Linked DNA regions of Homo sapiens: region 1 is linked to region 2. A link is a loop called in an ENCODE intact Hi-C map of the cell type or tissue named here. Cell type or tissue: lower leg skin. All regions are shown on one strand. Each heading gives the region's core, and the rest is flanking DNA. Links, peaks and the distances in the headings are about the cores only. Region 1 holds the start of C1QTNF8 (C1q and TNF related 8). Region 2 holds the start of METRN (meteorin, glial cell differentiation regulator).

Region 1 (8,315 bases), core at 311-8,310, 380 kb after region 2:
TGCCCTCCTACCTCCCTCCTCGGCTGGCCCCACCCTGCAGGGTGCACCCTGATGTTGGGGGCTGTCCTCTCACAGACCCTCCTGGGGCAGGCTGTGGGCCCAGCTGCTCAGAGATTGGTCAGTACTGGTGGGGGCCCCTGTGGGGAGGGAGTGGGGGCAGGGCAGGCCCTAAAGAGGGGGATGGGCGAGCCGGGCACTCCATGGGCCGGGATGTCCCAGAGTGGACAAGGATCAAGGGGCCGTGGGGGCACCTGGGACCCCGCATCCCTTCATCTGTTCGGCACCCATGGGCCCCCATGAGCCCACGCTGGGTGCACCTGTGGGGGCTCTCCTGCCCCCACCCGGGGATGCTTTATGGAAGGCCTTGTGAGGGTTCCAGGCAGCATGGCTGAGCTGCTCCTGATGCTGCTCCTGCCCGGGCCCAGTGGCCGCGCTGCCACAAATAGCACACCAAGGAGGAGGAGGCGGTGCGTGGGAGGCTGGGCCGGAGGGGCTGGGAAGAGGGGGAGGGAGGCCCAGGTCAGGTGGAGGTGGTTCCAGAGACAAGTGAGCACGTGGCTGGGAGAGCTTCCGGGAGGGGCCACAGCTGCTCCAGCCGGGGAGGGTAACAGAGGCTTCCAGTGACCAGAGCTGGGCCAGCCTCTTGCCTGGAGGGACCGACCCACCCACACTCCCAAATGGGGCCCTCTCTGCCCCCACAACTGCAGCCAGGCCATGTGGACCTGACTTTCATCCCTGTCTAAGCATAAGGCAACTCCGTGGGGGTCTGAGGCTTCCTCCGGCTCTGGTGCCCATCAGGGTCCAATCTTCCTCCAGCCCCCACACATTCAGACAGACTGAGGACCCATGAGCCCCCAAAACTGACCCCCTGCGCTCAGCCGCGTGTTTCCTGCCAAGGACAAGCCACCACTAGAGCAGCCCCACCCTCCCGGCCACCGTGAGTGCTGGGTGCCCCTCACACCGCCTGGAAGTGACCGTCTTCCTTCCACCCTTTTGGCCTCCCCTGGGTCCATCCACACCGGGCAGGTGCTTGGCAAATACGCAATGTCGAATGAATGTCTCCTCAGCAAGGGTGCCTGGCACAGCTTTTATAAGCAGAATGGCCCCTCGGCCGTGAGGGCGAGTACCTGGGTGAGCAACCGGGCTCCGACCACCCCATGAGGAGGCACCCAGCTCGCTCTACCACCTGGCTACGCCCACCGCACACCCAGTACCACAGGCCTCCGTCCATGTGGCTTCATGTGGTCCTTTCCTGTGCGCCAGCCCCTGTGAGGGCAGGTGCGGGTCAGACTTGCTCCCAACACACCCAGCACTCCACATGGCCCAGTCCCTGCACACAGTCGGCACTCAATCAATCCCTGCACACAGCTGGCACTCAATCAGTCCCTGCACACAGTCGGCGCTCAATCAATCCCTGCACACAGTCGGCGCTCAATCAATCCCTGCACACAGTCGGGGCACAACCAATCCCTGCACACAGTCGGCGCTCAATCAATCACTGCACACAGTCGGCACTCAACCAATCACAGCACACAGTCGTCGCTCAACCAATCACAGCACACAGTCGGCACTCAACCAATCCCTGCACACAGTCGGCGCTCAACCAATCACAGCACACAGTCGGCGCTCAATCAATCCCTGCACACAGTCGGCGCTCAACCAATCCCTGCACACAGTCGGCGCTCAACAAATCACTGCACACAGTCGGCGCTCAACCAATCACAGCACACAGTCGGCGCTCAACCAATCACAGCACACAGTCGGCGCTCAACCAATCCCTGCACACAGTCGGCGCTCAACCAATCACAGCACACAGTCGGCGCTCAACCAATCACAGCACACAGTCGGCGCTCAACCAATCACAGCACACAGTCGGCACTCAACCAATCCCTGCACACAGTCGGCGCTCAACCAATCACAGCACACAGTCGGCGCTCAATCAATCCCTGCACACAGTCGGCGCTCAACCAATCCCTGCACACAGTCGGCGCTCAACAAATCACTGCACACAGTCGGCGCTCAACCAATCACAGCACACAGTCGGCGCTCAACCAATCCCTGCACACAGTCGGCGCTCAATCAATCCCTGCACACAGTCGGCGCTCAACCAATCCCTGCACACAGTCGGCGCTCAACCAATCACTGCACACAGTCGGCGCTCAACCAATCACAGCACACAGTCGGCGCTCAACCAATCCCTGCACACAGTCGGTGCTCAACAAATCACAGCACACAGTCGGCGCTCAATCAATCCCTGCACACAGTCGGCGCTCAACCAATCACAGCACACAGTCGGCGCTCAACCAATCACAGCACACAGTCGGCGCTCAACCAATCCCTGCACACAGTCGGCGCTCAACAAATCACTGCACACAGTCGGCGCTCAACCAATCCCTGCACACAGTCAGCGCTCAACAAATCACTGCACACAGTCGGCGCTGAAGCTCCGCTGCCCGCCCACCCCACCACACCCACACCCACCCACACACACACACCCACACCCACCCCCACACACACACACACAGACACACACACACACGCGCGCGCGCGCCCGGTGCTCAGCCGCGGGGCCCCTCACCCGGCTACAGCTCGGCGGCCGGCTTGACCAGGTGGCCGCTGAAGGTGATGTAGAGGTCTCCGTGCTCGCCGTAGATGGCGTTGTCCCGGTCGCGCTGGAACATGCGCACCCAGACGGCGTCGCCCGCCGCCAGCAGCAGCATCAGGCTCTGGGCCTGCATGACGCTGCGCTCGCTGGGCTGCGCGTAGAGCACGGCCGCGGGCCGCCGGTTCAGCATGATGTGCAGGTAGGTCTCCTTGTAGTTCCAGGTGTGCACGTTGAGGCTGAGGAAGTAGACGCCGGGCACCGTGCAGAGGAAGCGGCCCGCGGCCAGGTCGAAGGCGCCGTCCAGGTTCACCAGCTCCGTGTCGAAGGGCACCGCCTGGAAGTGGTCGGAGCTGTGCAGGCCCTCGCGCCGGCCCACGGAGAAGGCGGCGTAGGCACGTCGGCACGCGGCGCCCGGCGGCCCCACCTGCCCCTTCTGGCCTCTGCGGCCCTGCAGGCCCCGGGCGCCTGGCGGCCCCTCTTTCCCGCTCCTGCCGGCCCGACCTCGGACGCCGGCCTCACCCTTCTCACCTGCAGGGGACAAACGAAAGCCACGGGTCGGGGCCGGGCTGGGCAGGCCTCCCCCATTCCAGCACCCAGGCCAGGGGCTGGGGCTCAAGGGTCACTGTAAGGACACACTCTTTGCAAGTGACGGCCCCTCTCCCAGTCTCCGCGTCCACGTCTGTAAGATGGGGAGAAGCCGTTCTCCAAAGGTGTGGCTAGACCAAGGCCTGTGGCAAGGCCGTCCCCACCGAGAGGGTGGGGACATGGGTGGTCAGGGCCAGCTACGGTCTGCGTTGGGTGTTAAAGAATGAGAAGGCTGGGAAGGTCCTACCCAAGCCTAACCTTAGTACAGCCTTCGGGACAGCGCAGCCGTGTCAAGGGGTCTCAGAGCAAGCGGGCTGCCCAGGCTCCCTTCCCAAGGGGCTGCTACTTTGGGGATCTCAGGAACCCTGGCCCCCTTCCCCAGGATCCTCAGCACCCCACTTTGGTTCATGGGTCCCTCCCCAAGCCAGGCTTCTTCCTGCTTGCGGGGGGAGCCCAGGGGTCCCTGTGCAGGGAGCGCTGCCAGGGCAGACACTGGTGCTCAGCGTGCCCCTCCCGCCCCTCCTCCCAAGCCCCAGGTGCTCCCCACTCCCTGTGGGCTGTTGGGTCCTGGTGGGGGAGCATGCAGGCAGCACCCACGGGCCTCACCTTTGAGGATTTCGATGTCTATAGTGGGCCGTACTCGAGGCAGCCCCCTCCACAGGTCCCCCCTCCACAGGTCCCTGTCACTCACCCGGGCATAGGGTCCAGGGGGCCAGGCCGGGCGGCAGCAGTGCACACAGGGCCTCCTGGGCAGCCCGGGCCAGGCCCCCACGGGCAGCAGCAGTGCTAGGAGCAGCAGGGCGGGGGCTGCCATCTTGGCCAGGGCTGGGGGAGAGGAAAGAGGGGAGGGACTGAGAAGGAGGTGCCCCAGCTGGAGCCCCCAGACCCTACGGCAGCCCGGCCCTGCCCCCGTTGGGAATACAGCCAGTGGAGGCGGGAGCTTCTGCCTGGGCACGGACGGTCCTGGCCCAGTGGGTGAGGCCAAGGCCGAGGCTCAGGGGCTGCTACACTCTGGGCCGCACCAGGCACCCTGCACACCTGGAGTCGGGGAGTCCTGGTCCCCAAAGCTGGGGCCCCCACACCCGGCAGATGGTGGGGAAGCCGTTGTGGGACACAGAGGTCTCTGAGACAGCCCTCTAAACTCAGGAGCGGGTAGCCGCCCAAGGCCCCACCCACTGTGGCTGGGCAGAGCCCTGGGGCGTGGTGGCTGGTCTGCTCCAGGGAAAGGCCCCCCAAGGCTGGCCTGGGGTGGGGGGCCCTGCACAGTGCACAGAGGCACCGTCTCAGCCAGGCCCAGAGAGCCTCTCGTCCGGAGCCCCCAGGGCAGGGCCTGCAGGGGCCTCGGGAGGCCACTCCTCTGCCTCCCCCAGACTAGGGAAGGATGGTCCCACCTTGGTGCCGAGGGGAAGCCAGAGCCAACCTGGGTCCCCCTGAGCAAGGTAGGCCCCCTCCCAACAGCAGCTGCCCCAACAAGCCTGGCCCCCCTGCCAGGTGGGCCTTGCCTACCCCACTCCCCTCACAGCCACATCTGGAGGCTTGGCCAGGAGTGTCTTCCGCTAGGGCAGGTGCACGGGTCGGGATCCTCAATATTCCCTGAAGATGGGCTCTGCTGGACAAAGATCTAGGCTGCCTCCTTCAGGAAGCCCTCTGGGATTGTAGCACAGGGCAAGGTCCTTCCTCCTGCAGTGGGTCATTCCAGGTGGGTGGAATGTCTCTGGCAGTTGAGACACCCTCTGCCTGCCTCCCCATGAGCTCAGCAGACCCTGACTCACCCCCTGGCCCCACTGGACACCACAAGAGCCCCCCTGGACTCCTCCGGCAGAGGGAGCCTGGCAGGAGTGGGTGTGTGCATGCACGGAGGCCTGCAGGAGCCCCCACGGAGTTCCCGGCCGTCCCAGCCCCTGGCCCTGCCTGGCAGACAATCAGGGCTGGATCATGCTCCGCTGGGGTTCAGGGGGAGCCCGACCTGCCCAGGGCGGCTGTGAAGACTCCCACAACCAGCCCCAGGCCCTGTGCTTCCTGTTACCGTCTCAGGGATGCTCCCTGCCTGGCCGGCCGTCTGTGTTACTGTCCCAGCAACCCAGCCGTCAAAGAGCCCTTTCATGCCCGCCTGGGCGCCCGTGGCTTCCTCTGGGCTGTCCAAGAGCAACAGGCCGAGAGGCCAGCTCCGCCGAGCCCTGGACAGGATCCTGGCAGGGCCCCTGTGTCCACTGCGAAGCCTGCCTCGCGGCCCCAGGGTCCTCCTGCCAGCCCCGTGCCCATGAGCGGGGCTGGGGCCCGGCGTCTTGGCCGGCTGGGTTGGGGGATGGTGCCGTGGGCACGCAGCTCTCCTCCATCGGGAAACCAAGCCTGCTGCCCGCCTGGGGTGCGGCGCCCTGAGGAGAAGCAGGCAGATGGAAGCTGTGGCTGGGCGGGCCCGGCGGGGGGGCTGTAGGCCGAGGCCCGTGTTCGGGGCCCAGACCAGGGCCTCCATGCTGCACGGGGCCCCCATGGCCACCAAGCCACCGGGTGACGCACAGCCCTCATGCTGCTGGCGGGGAAGCCAGGCTGGATGGAGCCCAGGAGCGCAGCCTCCCCAGGCTCCGTGGGGTCTCTTCATTCCCTCATGACACCCCTGGGGAGGCCCCGCACCAGCCCCGCCTCTCAGCGGATAAGGACTGGGCCGGACGACTCGCGGGAATGACTTCTAGGCCTCCCAGGCCTCAGCGGGCGGGGGCTCCATTCTCTGTGGGCCCCAGGCCAAGCCCACACAGCACCTTGGCCTTGTCCCGCTCCGACCCTGGGCCTCTGGACACGGACACGCGGCCATTCCCCACAGGTCCTTCCTCCACAAGCCGGCCCCTGTTGTGGGAGGTGCTGGACGTGGCAGGAGAATTGTGGCGGCCTTGCCTGAAAGCAGGCTGTGGGCGGGGAGGGGCCCCGAGCTGGCTCAGTCCCCTCGGCAGATTTGTGTGCGACCTGGGGTCCCGCTCTCCCCGCAGCCCCTCAGCTTGGCCTGGCCCTCAGCACCCCCATGCTAAAGACCGAGGAGGAAAGGAGGACAGGAGGTGAGGGGAGACCAAGGGGTCCCCCCTGTGGGAGCTTCGTGTGCCAGGCTGCGGGCAACGGGCTGGGGAGGGCTGTGGTGGGGACCGCACCAGCTGTAGCCGGTTCCAGGCTCCCCCCTCCAGGTGGCCCTGGGCGGTGACAGCTCACCCTTGGCAGCGGCACCCACTAGGCCCAGCGGCCCCCTCTGGGGACAGCCATCTTCACCCTGTTGGCTGTGGTGACACAGATGGGGTGTGAAGACCTGAGCGCCTGTGACTATGGCACCTGCATCCGACCGAGCCGGCTCAGCGTGGCTGTGCCCTGGGCGGCGAGAACACAGCTCTGCAGATGTGTCCCAGTGGGACAGTGTGCTCCTGGGGCTTGCAGAGAAAGACGGGCGGACGCCCACACTCTGCTGTGCCCTGGGTCTGAGCCTCAGCCTCCCATGCCCGTGAAATGGGCACCCATGGAGCTCAGAAGTATCCAGAGCGTCCCTGAGGCCTAGACACAGGGAACCCTGTGCCCCTCAGTGCCCCCCGACGCCAGCAGAACTGCCCCCTAAAAAGAGAGGCATGTTCCTGACAGTCCCCCTTGAGGGCAGGTCCCAGAGCCTCCCCACGCACAGAGCAGGGTGGAGGGAGGCTGAGGGGTGGGTGAACGGCCCGGGAAGGGTGCCTTTGGGTCCCTTGGGTTCGGGTGGCCCGGGATGACCCGTCCTGGGGAGAGTCCGTCTGGGCAGGCGGCTGGCAGGGCCGATGCCTGAACTATGTGGCACAGAAGCTGCAGGCCAGGCCTGAGTGGGGTGGGCAGGGAGCGCGGGGGGTGACTCAGTGGGGCAGGACAGCATGTCTCCTGGACAGAAATAGCCCTGGCCAGGCATGACCGCGGCATTGCCGTGGCGACGGGGGAGCGGCTGCTGCCGGGTGCCCTGGGGCCCACCCCCCACAGACACCCAGCAGCGTCCCAGGCGGGCCCCGGGAGGGCCGCCCCCTCTCCGTGCTGCGGGGCGCTTGTGCCAGTGAGGTGCGGGTGGAGGTGCCAGGCACTGGGGGAGGGGGCCTCAGCAAGACCCCCGACTCCACCCCTCTCTCCCAGCCTTCAGCTCCCTGCTGTACAGACTGGGGGCTCCTGGACGCCTGGGCTCACTCAGCCCCCGAGAGGAGTGGATGATCTTTCTAAAGGAAGGCGTTTGGGGTCCACCCAGAAAGTGGGGAGGGCTCCATCCCTGGGTTTCAGGATTTTACTACTAGACTGCGAAAGTCTGGGCCTCCTTTTTCAGCACAAGGCGGGCGGCCCCCGCGTGCCCTAGTCCAGTGGTCTGCCTGCACGTGGGGGAGTGGGGAGGTCAGGAAATTGGGGGCGGGGGTGTTGGCCCCTCTCCAGCCGGGGAGTCGCCCCCATTGCTGCAGCCATCAGCCTGGCCCTGACGTGGGAGCACAGTGGGCGCAGGGACCCCTGGGCTCAGTGTCCCCAGCTGTAAAGTGCACGTGAGGCCTGACATTGGAACCTGCCTTGTGCTCGGAACAGCGCCTGGCTCCGTGTTCCCAGGCTGGTGCCACCAGCCAGCCTCAGCGACTCCTTCCAGGCCCCCTCCCCCGTGCCCCAACCCTCGGCTTCTCATCAGCCACCCCCTCCCCGAGGGGACATGCCAGAGCGCTGCCTGGGCCTGGGCAATAATGAGGCCTGAGTGCGCGGCCGGCGCGGAGGGACCATTATCTCCCAAGGCTCTTAATGGCCACTGGCCGAGAGTACATGTGATGAGCCGCCACAGGAGGTGACAGCAGCCGGCAGCTCCCTGTGGGGCTGGAGCAGACACGGCACGGGGACCTCACCCCAAACCCACACCCACGGAGGCTGGCACGGGGTCTGAGTTCCACCCAGAGCCCTGGATGCGGGATGGGGCAGTGCCAGGCCACCCCTCCTGCAGCTGCCACCCACCCACACCCTCCCCCTCCCTGGCCATGGTGTCCCAGGTGGCAGGGAGTGAAGCCCCCACCCAGGAGCCTCCCGTGGCTCAGGGGCCTTTGAGTTCACCAGCTTCTGCCTGGCTCCAGGCCCCCCCATGCCAGGGGGACTGCAGAGAGGCGGTTCCTCGTTC
Region 2 (8,315 bases), core at 104-8,103:
CACCTGGAGCACCCCTCCCTTCACCTGGAGCTCCCCTGCAGCACCCCTCCCCTGGAGCACCCCTTCCTGGAGCATTTCCTCATGTGGAGCACCCCTCCCTTAGAGCACCTCTCGCCTGGAGCACTCCTCTCCTGGCCCCTTGCCTGGAGCACTCCCTTGCCACCTGTACCTGGGTGACTACTTGCCTTTCAGACCTTGGCTAATGTATTCTCCCCTAGGTGCCCTCCCTCAGGAGGACAGGGCCACAGACCCGTGTCCTCACCTCCCCAGCACCAAGGACCTTCTTTTCTCAGCCTGTGTCTGCCTGGTGTCTGATGGTGCATTTGATGAGCTATTGGCTGACTGTGCCTGCTGAGGGCCAGGGTGCGGTCTTCTTCCCCACCACCCTGTCCCTGGGCACTGAGCCTCCATCTCAGTACGTCACAGGTGCATGGCAAATTTGGCGAATGAGGGAGACAGCGATGCGTCAGCAGCATGAAAGGTGACTGGCACCAGCAGTTTGGATCGCCTCCTGTGGCGGGAGGCCCTTGTAGAGGATACCTTTGGAGAACAGCTCACACCCCAGAGGGAAGTGGCTTGGACAAAGGGGGCTGCTCAGCAGACTTCGATCTCCTCTGGGGGATGTGGATACCGCTCAGGCCCGCACCCCTCCATTGGTCCTGGAGACTGATATGGGAGGCGGTATGTGCCTTGGCTCCGGAGGGCACCTGGAGCACCCCTCACCTGGAGAACCCTCATCCAGAGCACTCCTTTCCTGGAGCACCCCTCACCTGAAGCACCCTCAGTTGGAGCATCCTCTCACCTAGAGAACCCTCACCTGGAGCACCCTGTTACCCGGGGCACCCTCACCTGGAAAACCCTCATCTGGAGCACCTTCTCACCTGGAGAACCGTCACCTGGAGCACCCTGTTACCTGGAGCACCCTGTTACCCGGAGCACCCTCATCTGGAGCACCCCCTCACCTGGAGCACCCCTCACCTGGAGCACCCCTCACCTGGAGAGCCCCTCTCCTGCAGAACCCCTACCAGGAGCATACTTCACCGGGACCACCCCTTGCCTTGATGCCTCAGCACTGAGGAGTCTCCCATCTAGGTGGCTGGGAGGGCACTCTGGAGCCATGGGGATGAGGACCAGAGGCTGCTGGTACATCTTGCCCTGAGACTTTGGAGGACTGCAAGGGGACCCACATTCACTTCAGCTCTGCACCTGTGGTGATATCCCCACACTGGAGAGCAAAGTGATTGCTCCGGGGGCCAGATGGCCACGCCACCATCCCCCCACACACTGCCCCTGCCCCCTGCCTGGAGCACAGCCCGAGAGCACCCAGGATCATCCATGTGAAGCAGCAGGCTGTGGGTATGTTTGGCCGTCCCGACCCCTCCACAGCCAGAATGGGCACCCATAGGCATGAGAACCTCACAGCCATTAGGGGTGCCCTGAGTGCCATGGGCGGTGGGATTTCTCTGATGCCCCCCAGCTCTGCTCCCTGCCTGGCTCGCCCCCTATCAAGGCTAAGGATGACTCAGGGCCCAGCCATCACCATAGCAACACGCGTCGCCTAGCAATGGCGGTCTCCCGGCAACGGTTGTCTCCTAGCAATGGGATATTTTCCTGGGCCCTGGCTGGAGCCCGGCAGTTATTTTTAGCTCCACAGCAAATCAGTCGGCAGCTGCATTTTCGGCTCCTTGAAGAGAGGCAAGGTGTGGGGGGGTGGGTCTCTCGGCAAAGGGAGGAAAGCATCCCCAAGATAGGAATCTTGCTGCCGTGGGCCCGGAGGTGCAGGCCTGTGGGTGGGCGAGGCCGGATCCTGCCTGTGCAGGGGGGCAGGTGGCCGGTGGAGGGGAGCCAGGGGTTGTGCAGGCTGCCTGGATGAGTCGGCAGCTAGGACTATGTCCTTGATGGGCCCCCAAGCACCCTGAGCCTCATAGGTCGGCTGGGTAGAGGGGACGCAGGCCAGTGCTCACAGCTGCACTATCAGAGCATGTTTCTGGGTGGCCCAGGGTCTGGCAGGCTCTTGGCACCCAGTGCCCCTCAGCTGTGGGAGCCATCTTCACTGTCCCAGACCCCAGCTCCACCCAGGGAGGGGGCAGCAGGGCGGCCGCAGAGCAGCACATTTGGCCAATCCCGTGCAGGGCTCAGCTGGGGACACAGGAGGCGCTGGCTTCAGGTCAGCCCACACCTCTCTCCTCGCTCCGCTGCCAGTGAACAGAGACACAGGCGGGGGTCTTGGCCTACGATCTGGCCCTTCTCTCTAGGCTTCCTCCCCATTTCCTGGGGGATCCTGTTCACCGGTGCGTCCAAACTCCCCAACTCCCTCAGGGCAGATGGGCTGGGTGGGGCCGGCCTTACCCGCCTCCCCTTTGCAGCAGGTCAAAGGCTCTGAGGCAGATGGAGCTTCAAGCAAACAAGGAGCCCCCAGGGCTCACCCTCTGTGGTTCCTGGTTTACTCGAAGTTCTGTCTGCCTCAGGGCCTTTGCCCCTCTTCTCCCCAGGGTTGGGGCTCCCTTCCTGCCCCCCCATCAACTCCCCTCGTCCTTGATGTTGCTCCCCCAGGGCCCCAGCCAGCCAGCTCCTGCCCTGGCCGTGACAGCTGCTATTCTGTGCCCGGCACTGTGGTGTCCCCAGCGGGTTGTTCGGCACTCCGTGGCGCAGCCACCTGTCCGCAGCCGCTCCCCTGCGGGACGTGGGCTGCCTGTGCCACGCACTGCTGGGGCCCAGCTCATGGCAAATGCAGCACTGGTGTCCTCCACGGGCCGGAACCTGTGTCTGGGGGGAGAACGCAGTGGCCGAAGGTGGGAACCATGTGGCAGTGACCAGGGTCTCGACCGCCCCCACCCCAGCACCCCCTCAGGCTGCAGCTCCAAGGGCCCTCTGGGCAAGACAGGAACAGAAACCAAGTCTCAGGCTTCGGGACAAGCTGTGAGGCTGGCCGCCCTGCCTTGGGCTGAGGGGCCTTGTGATATGGCGTCTGTGTTTGGCCACGGCCAGGCTGACCCGCAGGCGGGAGAGATGATTGTCCCAGACTCTGCACTCTCCAGGGGTGGCCTCACGCGCTAGGCCCAAGGTTTCTGAAACAAAGCCTCAGGGAAGTTCTTCCTTTTGTCTGACTTGAGTATGTCTTGCTGCTGTCGCGTTCTGACTTGGGTGGAAATGGAGAGAGGCCCCTTCTGGGGTTTCAGGGCACTCAAGGGTCTGGGGCTTGGGGCACTTGAGGGGGCCCCCAAACAGCACAGACAGCCACGGCATCACCTAAGCTTGGGGATGCCTTCCAGGCACTCCTCCGCCCAGCCACCCCCCACTTAGTCTGCTGGTATTTACTGAGCACCAGCACCCTGGCAAGTCGGGTCCTGTACCCATAGCAACTGAGGACAGACTCGGCCTTCCAGGCCCCTCCTGTAGGCAGCACAGCACTCACTGATGCCAGGTGCTTTCCTGGGTGGGGCCGGGGGCTGTGAGGAAAAGGGGTGTGTGTCCAGGGCTTCTCCTGTGGGTGGCTGCATTGGCACCGGATCCCCGGAGATGAGGCTGGGGAGGAGGCAGGGACGCCCGGGGTTGAGGCGTCAACTCGGGGCCAGGCATGTGCCATTCCAGACCAGGTCACCCCAGGAACCCCTCCCTCCAACCACAGACACTGGCCCCTCTCTGGAGGAGGCCTGGGGAGAAGTCCGGGGCCCAGGCTGTCAGGAGGGTGTCTGGGGCTGACCCTCACGCCGCCACCAGAGGGCGCCTGGAGCCCACCGTGCTGACCCGGGGACCGCCAAGCGGCAGCAGCCCTGGACGGCTGGGTGGCTGCAGCGGCCGACCCGTGTGCCTCTCCCCACCTCTGCGAGCACCTCATGTGCTCAGCCCCAGGCCGAGTCTACCCTTTAACCTTTACGATTTTTATATTTTATTTATTTATTTTTTAATTTTTATTGAGACAGGGTCTCTTCTGTCGCCCTGGTTGGAGTGCAGTGGTGCAATCACAGCTCACTGCAGCCTCACCCTCCTGGGCTTAAGCAATCCTCCTGCCACAGCCTCCCAAAGTGCTAAGACTACATGCATGAGCTGCTGCACCCAGCTAATTTTTGTAGTTTTAGTGGAGTTGGGGTTTCAACATGTTGGCCAGGCTGGTCTTGAACTCCTGATGTCAAGCGATCATCCTGCCTCAGCCTCCCAAAGTGCTGAGATTACAGGCAGGAGCTGCCACACCCGGCCTTAATTTTTATGTAATTAATTAATTAATTTTTATGAGACAGACTCTCACTCTGTCACCCAGGCTGGAGTGCAGTGGCCTGATCTCAGCTCACTGCAACCTCCACCTCCCGGGTTCAAGCGGTTCTCCTGTCTCAGCCTCCCAAGTAGCTAGGACTGCAGGCGTGCGCCACCACGTCCAGCTAATTTTTGTATTTTTAGTAGAGATGGGGTTTCACCATGTTGGCCAGGCTGGTCTCGAACTCCCGACCTTGTGATCTCCCTGCCTTGGCCTCCCAAACTGCTGAAATTACAGGTGGGAGCCGCTGCGCCTTGACAATTTTTATTTTTAATTGTAAGATATACATCATAACATCTACCATTTTACCCATTTTAAAGTGTGCAGTTCCGTACTGTTGAGTACATTTGTGTTGTGTAATCAAGCTCCTGAATTCTGTCCCCATTAAGCTCCAATCCCTCATTCCCCTCCCCAGCCCCTGCTCCACTTTCTGTCCTCATGACCGTGACTACTCTAAGGTGACTCACAGAAGTGGAATCCAACAGTGTTTGTCCTTTTGTCTCTGGCTTATTTTGCTCAGCGCATAAGCCTCCAGGCTCATCCAGGCTGTAGCGGGTGTCAAGGGACCAGAACTTCATTCCTTTTTATGGCTTAATAATGGACCCACCGCCAGGGGGTGCCGTGGCTCATGCCTGTAATCCCAACACTTTGGGAGGCTGAGGTGGGCGGATCACCTGAGGTCGGGAGTTCAAGACCAGCCTGACCAGCATGGAGAAACCTCGTCTCTACTAAAAATACAAAATTAGCCGGCATGATGGCACATGCCTGTAATCCCAGCTGCTCGGGAGGCTGACGCAGGAGAATCGCTTGAACCCAGGAGGTGGAGGTTGCAGTGAGCCAAGATCGCGCCATTGCACTCCAGACTGGGCAAAGAGCGAAACTCCATCTCAAAAAAAAAAAAAAAAAAAAAAAAAAAAAAGAGGCCGGGCGCGGTGGCTCACATCTGTAATCCCAGCACTTTGGGAGGCCAAGGCGGGCAGATCACGAGGTCAGGAGATCGAGACCATCCTGGCTAACACGGTGAAACACCCTCTCTACTAAAAAAAGAAAAAATACAAAAATTTAGCCGGGTGTGGTGGCGGGCGCCTGTAGTCTCAGCTGCTCGGGAGGCTGAGGCAGGAGAATGGCATGAACCCAGGAGGCAGAGGTTGCAGTGAGCCGAGATCGAGCCACTGCACTCCAGCCTGGGCGACAGAACGAGATTCCGTCTCAAAAAAAAAAAAAAAAATGGACCCACTGCACTTGCTTGTCCACTCAGCTGCAGACAGGCCTTTGGGAGTCTTCCACCTTTTGGGGATTGTGATGGCTACTTCTGACCTGCACCTCGCCCAGAGCAAGGGGCTGGCCGAGCCCAGTAGGCGCCTTGTTCCTGTTTGGCCTGGGAGGGCCCTGGGGTTGAGGGAGGGCCTGGTCAGTGGGATCCAGCCTCCCACTGCCACTGAGCCATCTGGCCTCATCTGTCCGACTGCCACTGGTGAACTCATCTGTCCACCATGAGTTTCGAGCGCCGGGTGGCAGGAGGTTTGGGGGCAGGGGACGGAATGTTCACATCTTCAGGCTGCACAGTCTATGCTGGTCCTTGCAGTCCCCGGCTAAAGCTTCTGTCGTCCGTAAGGGGTTCAGTATGTAGTGGGACCCCTTTGCTTGTGCCTTAGGCCTTCTGTGATCTGACCTGTCGTCCCCACCCACCACCCATGCCCTGGGGTTTCACTGGGCTGCCAAGAGCTCCTTCCTCAGGCCCTTGACCCAGGCTGTCTGCTCTCCCCCATTCTCTTCCTGTCCACCTGGCCAGCCACTGCCCACTTCCTCCCATCAGGCCAACTCAGCAGTCCCGGATGCTGGGAATCCCACACTGCTCCAGCCTGAGGCTACAGTGTGTTTGCGAATCGCCTGTTTCTGCTTGTTTCATCTTGGTGGGGGCTGCTCCTGTGGCCCAGGGGTGTCCTCCCAGCTCCTGTGTCTCCACGTGCTGCAGGCCTGCAGGGGTGCCCGTGGCTGCTCCATTCACGCCCCTCCAGGAGCCCCGTCTGGCCCGGGGTCGGTCATCCGGCAACTATGGGGTGCCGCTAGGTCTGAGGAAAGGGGCCTAAGCCTGCGGGCTGCGCGCTCTTCAGCAGGACCCCCTCCTGCAGACGGCCTTACCAAAACCCGAGGCCTGGCCCCGCTCCAAGGCGCAGCCCCCAGGCCAGGCCTTCCCCGCCTCTGGAGTCATGACCCCTCTCCTCTGGGGCTCCACCGGCCTCTGGTCAGCAGGACCGGACCTGGTTGGGAGGGATGTGGCCAACAGGCCCAGGTCCCAGTGTTAGGAAGGAGCAGGCCCGGCCGCCCGCGAGGCGGAACCACCAGGTGGGCCACCTTCCCTACCGCCACCCCGAGGTTCCAGTGGACATCAAAACCTCGGCTCCATCAGAGGCTCCAGGACTCCGATCGGGACAGCGCGGGGGGCGAGGCCAGGGTGAGGGCGCGGCGAAGGAGAGACGCACAGCGCGGGGCGGGCAAGGAGCCTCCCTTCCGCGCCAAGGCCCCCCCCAACCCTCGAGGCGCTTGGACCGTGGGATAGTCCTCCGGCGGCGCCCGAGCTCCGGCCCCGCCCCCGCTCCGCCCCGCGCCTGCTATTGGCGGAAAGTTCCGGGCCGCGCCGCGACTGGCCGACACGCCGCAGGCCCCGCCCCCTTCCCGACCCGCTCCAAGGCGGCCCCGGCGCTGGGGCTGCGCGGCAGGCGGAGCGGCCGCGGGCTTGGGGGCTTCGCCGGGGCCGGGCGGCCGGCGCCCCCGGCTGCTCCCGCCGCCGCCCGGACCCGCGCCCCGCCGGGGCAGCGGTGGTGAGAGCCCCGACTCCCCGGACGCCGCCCGCCGTGCCATGGGGTTCCCGGCCGCGGCGCTGCTCTGCGCGCTGTGCTGCGGCCTCCTGGCCCCGGCTGCCCGCGCCGGCTACTCCGAGGAGCGCTGCAGCTGGAGGGGCAGGTACGGTCCGGGGGGCTGTCCCCGCACTTAGGACGGGGTGCGCTGCGGCTAGGACCCCCCAGGCGCCCCTCGGAGCGCGCAGAGCGCTGGGCCGGTTTCCCCATCCGCGAGGCGGCCTCGGGAGGGAGCGGGGGCTGCGCCGGGCGGGGACCCGCCCCCGTCTCAGCGCCCCGTCCCGTCCTGTCCCCAGCGGCCTCACCCAGGAGCCCGGCAGCGTGGGGCAGCTGGCCCTGGCCTGTGCGGAGGGCGCGGTTGAGTGGCTGTACCCGGCTGGGGCGCTGCGCCTGACCCTGGGCGGCCCCGATCCCAGAGCGCGGCCCGGCATCGCCTGTCTGCGGCCGGTGCGGCCCTTCGCGGGCGCCCAGGTCTTCGCGGAGCGCGCAGGGGGCGCCCTGGAGCTGCTGCTGGCCGAGGGCCCGGGCCCGGCAGGGGGCCGCTGCGTGCGCTGGGGTCCCCGCGAGCGCCGGGCCCTCTTCCTGCAGGCCACGCCGCACCAGGACATCAGCCGCCGCGTGGCCGCCTTCCGCTTTGAGCTGCGCGAGGACGGGCGCCCCGAGCTGCCCCCGCAGGCCCACGGTCTCGGCGTAGACGGTGAGTGGCGGTCTGGTTGGGACAGGGTGGGAGTCCCGAAGTCTTACCCTGCCTGGGCTTGGCGGGAATGTGCCTTGTCGGCCCCACTGCAGAAGGAAAAAGTGAGCTACAAGGGTTGGATGGGCTTGTCAGGCCACACAGCCTGGGACTGCTGGGGAGGGATGGCCTCCCCGCCCTCCCTTCCCGATTCATCTCTGGAAAGAGCTGGCAGGGGCAGAGTGGAGGGAAGGGGAGGCCGGGCCCAGCAATCCTGGGCCTCTGGTCCCTGAACGGTTGGGGGAAGAGATGGTGGGGACAGAATCGAAGCCTCCGGCCAAAGCTGTCCGGGGCTCCCTGGCCCAGCGGTGACCTCTCTCCCCTCCCCCAGCCCAACCAACAAAAGTCCAGTGTGCAGCCCGGTCACCATGGAGACGCCGCTCGCCTCCCTGCAGGGCACCAGGCCCAGCTCTTGCTTGGCTCTCCTGGAGCTTGGCGCCTGACCCTGAAAGGGATGGGCTCTCGCTATTCT

The links. Hi-C counts contacts between places; a loop is a spot of excess contacts. Peaks named below come from ENCODE experiments on the same cell type or tissue, not always from the same donor. Only the 100,000 strongest peaks of a DNase experiment are listed, where the experiment ranks them.
Region 1: a loop joins it to region 2, with 3 times the contacts of the local background. A loop is called at or near these places in 46 of 110 quality-filtered maps.

What each region holds. Positions count from the first base shown.
Region 1 is chr16:1,090,919-1,099,233 of GRCh38, forward strand. It overlaps C1QTNF8 (C1q and TNF related 8), which reads right to left and starts at 5,326. Exons shown (of 5, transcript NM_207419.3): 1 at 5,238-5,326; 2 at 4,697-4,870; 3 at 3,797-4,015; 4 at 2,579-3,133. The coding sequence starts at 4,004. The coding sequence ends at 2,583. In lower leg skin, for the core only: no CTCF peak of the experiment used is centred there; no DNase peak of the experiment used is centred there.
Region 2 is chr16:708,178-716,492 of GRCh38, forward strand. It overlaps METRN (meteorin, glial cell differentiation regulator), which reads left to right and starts at 6,941. Exons shown (of 4, transcript NM_024042.4): 1 at 6,941-7,216; 2 at 7,407-7,807. The coding sequence starts at 7,113. RefSeq lists silencers at 3,683-3,812, 6,700-7,009, 7,110-7,539, 7,640-7,699 and enhancers at 5,957-6,555, 7,154-7,751, 7,752-8,315. In lower leg skin, for the core only: a CTCF peak has its summit at 3,675 (motif pointing right); DNase peaks (open chromatin) are centred at 3,719 and 6,854; H3K4me3 peaks cover 445 bases.